2 separate regions of the Homo sapiens genome follow, and region 1 is linked to region 2. A link is an interaction called in ENCODE POLR2A ChIA-PET data of the cell type or tissue named here. Cell type or tissue: PC-9. All regions are shown on one strand.

Region 1 (2,500 bases), 570 kb after region 2:
TGGGAGGCCGAGGAAGGCGGATCACGAGGTCAGGAGATCGAGACCATCCTGACTAACACGGTGAAACCCCGTCTCTACTAAAAATACAAAAAATTAGCCAGGCTTGGTGGCGGGCACCTGTAGTCCCAGCTATTCCGGAGGCTGAGGCAGGAGAATGGCGTGAACTCGGGAGGTGGAGCTTGCAGAGAGCTGAGATCGTGCCATTGCACTCCAGCCTGGGTGACAGAGGGAGACTCCGTCTCAAAAAAAAAAAAAAAAAGGCCGGGCGCAGTGGCTCACGCCTGTAATCCCAGCACTTTGGGAGGCCTAGGCGGGCGGATCACGAGGTCAGGAGATCAAGACCATCCTGACTAACACGGTGAAACCCCGTCTCTACTAAAAATACAAAAAAAAAATAGCCGGGTGTGGTAGCGGGTGCCTGTAGTCCCAGCTACTTGGGAGGCGGAGGCAGGAGAATGGCGTGAACCCGGGAGGCGGAGCTTGCAGTGAGCGGAGATCGCGCCACTGCACTCCAGCCTGGGCGACAGAGAAAGACTCTATCTCAAAAAAAAAAAAAAAAAAAAAAAAAAAAAGGCCGGGCACCTTGGCTCACGCCTGTAATCCCAGCACTTTGGGAGGCCGAGGCAGGCAGATCAAGAGGTCAGGAGTTCAAGACCAGCCTGACCAACATGGTGAAACCCCGTCTCTACTAAAAATAAAAAATAAAAAATAAAAAAAAAAATTGCCGGGCGTGGTGGCGGGCGCCTGTAATCCCAGCTACTGGGGAGGCTGAGGTAGGAGAAACGCTTGAACCCGGGAAGCAGAGGTTGCGGTGAGCCAAGATCGCACCACCGCACTCCAGACTGAGCAACAGAGCGAGATTCCGTCTGAAAAAAAAAAAAAAAAGTACATAATGCTGCATTATAGAACATATAGTTCTGATTAAGAAACTTCGTATGTTATCTTACTGAAATCCAAGCACATACATGTTAATTTAAGGCTGGAGCCAGCCTATGTTCCACTGCTACCTCAATTAACAATGTGCAAATGTAAAATGTTGCTGCTCTAAGTGAAGAAATTGTGTAACAGTTCCCTTTCAGGATTCCAGTGGATTAAGATCTAAACCTGATAGTCAAGTTTAGGCTGGTTTGCTTACACCACTCAGAACCTAGAATAATTTTAACTGCTTAAAAATTGATCTAACTTCAGCACTCACTGAAAAGTTCTTAACCTGCTTTTTTTTTTAATTTACATTTTTTCTGTTATAAAAGTCATACATGTTCAGTGTTGAAAATCTCGAAAATATTTAGAGCCTGAAAAAGAAAATGAAATAATAACTCATACCAGCCAGAGTGTGTATGTATATATACACAGATGTTTATGTATACATATATAACCTTTAAATAGAATGATAGGTTTATAACTATTATTAATAGTATAGTTAGAAAATATAGTTAGCAGCCTATCATTGGCAATTCCTCATGCTAATTAGGGCATGCCATAATTTTTTTTTTTTTTTTTGAGATGGAGTTTCTTGTTGCCCAGGCTGGAGTGCGATGGTGCGATCTGGGCTCACAGCAACCTCTGCCATCCGGGTTCAAGCCATTCTCCTGCCTCAGCCTCCCAAGTAGCTGGGATTACAGGCACCCGCCACCACGCCCAGCTAATTTTTTGTATTTTTAGTAGAGACGGGGTTTTACCATGTTGGCCAGGCTGGTCTTAAACTCCTGACCTCAGAGGATCTACCCGCCTCAGCCTCTCAAAGTGCTGGGATTACAGGCATGAGCCACCACGCCTGGCCCCATGCCATAATTTAATTAACCAATCCCTATGGTGGACATTCAGATTGCTTCCAATTTTTCCATATATAATAATATTATATGTAATACATAATAATGCTGAGATGAGCATTCTCATATGTAATATTTTTATGCATTTCTGATTATTTCCCAAGGGTAAATTCCTAAAAGTGAGTTAGCTGAAAAAGAATAAACAATTTTCTAAATCTTCTGATATATGCTGCCAACTTGCCACTTTACACATTACTAACCTTACATTATTTTTTAAATTGGCTGAGGCTACAGAAGTGTCTGTGAAGTCAAACAAATGACCTGTCTACACTGCTTATGAAAGTAACACATTATCTAGTCATAATGAGCCCATGAAAACTGTGCCTGTATAAACAAGCGAGTCTGCATGTATTCATAAGAGGCACTTGGGCGTGGGAAGAGCAGTCCATTGGATCTGGTTTGCAATTCTAGCTCTACCAGTTACTAGTTGTGTGACCTTAGACAGCTCACAGTTTTCTCAGCTATCACCTGTGGGGTCTCAGTTCCCCATCTTTGGGAAGATTAGCTGTATTAAACATTATATCAAGGGTGACACCGGTGACTGCTACATTATGAAGTCATTTTTTTTTTTTTTTGAGACAGAATCTCGCTCTGTTGCCTAGGCTGGAGTGCAGTGGCACAATCTCGGCTCACTGTAGCTCCATGAACAAAGCACAGGCTTTGAGTCTGAT
Region 2 (2,500 bases):
ACAAACAGAGACGCCCAGAGGCTTTCCAGCCTTCCTTCCTCACTCAGCTCCCAGAATGCTGGCAGCCAAACTTGTCCCTTCTAACAGGAGAATGGAAGCATCTTCCCCAGGGAATTTGACCAGCTCAGGAGAATAGGCCTAGAAGTGCTAATTCTGGGGACTCGCCCATGCACACAGAGCTTCTAATAACTGTTTTATCGCTCCTCTCTTAAATATGAGCAGATGTCCAAGGATCACGGGGCACTTTTGGAAAGCCTCTAATATGATATAGCCTAAAATTAACAGATAACTGTAGCTTGGAGGAAACAGAGAATATACAGGGAGAAAGAAGCTTCTAAAAGATTATAAATTATTATTAATATCCATAGAGAGATAAGAAAGATATTGCATCACTGAAACAAGAACAAAATGCTAGGAATATTCAGAAAACCAAAAAAAGAGTTATTGGACAATATGACAGCAGGAATGAAAAGTTCAAGAAGTGAGTTGGAAGATAAGGTTGAAGAACTCTCTAAGAAGATGAGCAAAAAGACAAACATAGATAGGGGAAGTTTAAGAAGAGAGAGAGAGAGAGGCTTAGACCAGGAGTTCCATCCTCCACACACTGAGATCAAAAAAGAAAGAAAAGGAAAAGAACATAGGGGAAGACATGCTCAAAAAAATCATCCAAGACTATGTCCCAGAACACAAGTTTGCAGATGGAAAGGGCTCATGAGTGCCCAGAAGAGTGGATGAAAACAGATCCAACCAGGACACATCACTATGGAATTTCAGAATACTGGGAGCAAAGAGAAGGCCTAAAATCTCCTACAGAGAAAAAGTGGAAGAGAGACAGAACAAGAGCAAGTAACAAAAATAAAAATAAAGTTATATAAAATAAGACAAGCAATAAAAATAGCTTCAGATTTCTCAATGACACCACTGGAGGGTGTTAGAACAATGGAGGACAAGGAAACATTAATGTCAAAATTCTGAGAGAAATGATTTTCAACTCCAAGTTTTATTCTTAGACGAATTATCAAGAATGAGGGTAGAATAAAGGCGTTTTTCAGGCACATGAGATCTCAATTCACACGAATGCCCCCTCTTCTGGGAAGCCCCACCAAAATGTGGGAGTTAAGCAAGACAGGGGTAGAGGTGGCATCAGGAAGCAGGAGATCCAATACAGTGGTCAGGGGAGGGGAGATCCCAGGGGACAGCTGTGGCCCAGGCCCAGGCAGAACCCCAGTCCAGAATGGAGCAGTCGGAAGTCATTAAAAAAGACAAGACGAAATTAATGGAACTCCTAAAGTAACTGAAGGTGTTAAAAGGAGAATGAACATTGCTGGAGGAGAGTTTGAGAGTGAATTAGTAGTAAGTATGGAGAAAACTCAGCAACTGAGAGAAAAACAACAGTTACATATTAATGTCAAACAAAGAGTTGTGCAGGAAAGGAAGAATAGTGTGGTCTACTACATACCCAGCTGTGAATGGCATTTATGTAGTTATGTAAAATATAAATAGCACCGAATAGTGATCCACCCAAGTTACAATACACAATATTGGAATGAGAGAGGGGATGGGAAATCTGCTCATTTTTTAGTTGTGGGAAGTCAGTATATAATGCCTAACACTAAAAATTTTTAAAGTAGTAAGATAAGCATATTACTTAAAGCAATGTTTCTTGAATTTCATCATACATCGGAATCAACCGGAGGGCTTGTTAAACCACCAGTTGTTCTGCCCCATCCTTCTGCTCCAGCCACACAGAACGTCTCTCACTTCCCTGCAGTGTCTAATTCCCTTGTGATGTTGGACTTTTGCATGTGTCACTACAGTAATTGGGATGTTCTTCCCTCAGCCTTCACCAGGATGAGCTCACATTCATCCTTCAAGTATCAGCCTAGATATGGCTGACTCTGAAGAGCCTTTCCTGACCTCGCGATCCTTCTAGGGTCCCTCTTCTACCTGTACTTCCCCTGGCCCAGCACTGGTCACCCATCTTCTAGCAGACTGTAAGGTGAAGAGAGCAGAGACTATGCAGGGAATACTCAAAGGCTTTGTGGCTGCCCAGCACCTTTGGAACACCCTTCTTGTGTTTGGGGAATTTTCCGTCTCATCTGTGAAAGTCAGAAATTTATTTCCCAGCCTCCCTTACAGCCAGAACTCAGACATGTGATCCAGGCTCCACCAATCACAGGCATCCATGCCAGACCTCAGTGAAGAGAAAGATGCCATATGAAAGTCATTGTGTGAGGGCAGGAAATCAAGCTTTTAGAAGAGCAGGAACAGAGGCCCTGGCAGAGGGGTCCCTGCCTGGGACAGTAGTGTGAGCCAGAGCCCACACCCTGCTGCAGGGGCAATAAGGGCTCTTTTGGAGCATTCCAGAACTATTTTCTGCATAATGTTCTTGGCTGTGTAGTCACTTACCCTCACTCTCTGGCTGTGGGGGAAATTTCCTGAGCTACTTAATATCCTTCGATAAATGCCATCTCTAATAAGCTAGCAAGAGTGGGTTTCT

What was found. Peaks named below come from ENCODE experiments on the same cell type or tissue, not always from the same donor. Only the 100,000 strongest peaks of a DNase experiment are listed, where the experiment ranks them.
Region 1: POLR2A ChIA-PET joins it to region 2 with 9 read pairs; 2 of 35 experiments call an interaction of 5 or more read pairs at or near these places.

The regions. Positions count from the first base shown.
Region 1 is chr13:52,445,397-52,447,896 of GRCh38, forward strand. All of the region lies in intron 1 of VPS36 (vacuolar protein sorting 36 homolog), which reads right to left. Among named protein-coding and RNA genes, the nearest start is that of VPS36, 4.0 kb to the right of the region's middle. In PC-9, no CTCF peak of the experiment used is centred here; a DNase peak (open chromatin) is centred at 1,085.
Region 2 is chr13:51,871,842-51,874,341 of GRCh38, forward strand. It overlaps a transcript of TMEM272 not described here. Among named protein-coding and RNA genes, the nearest start is that of CCDC70, 11 kb to the left of the region's middle. In PC-9, no CTCF peak of the experiment used is centred here; no DNase peak of the experiment used is centred here.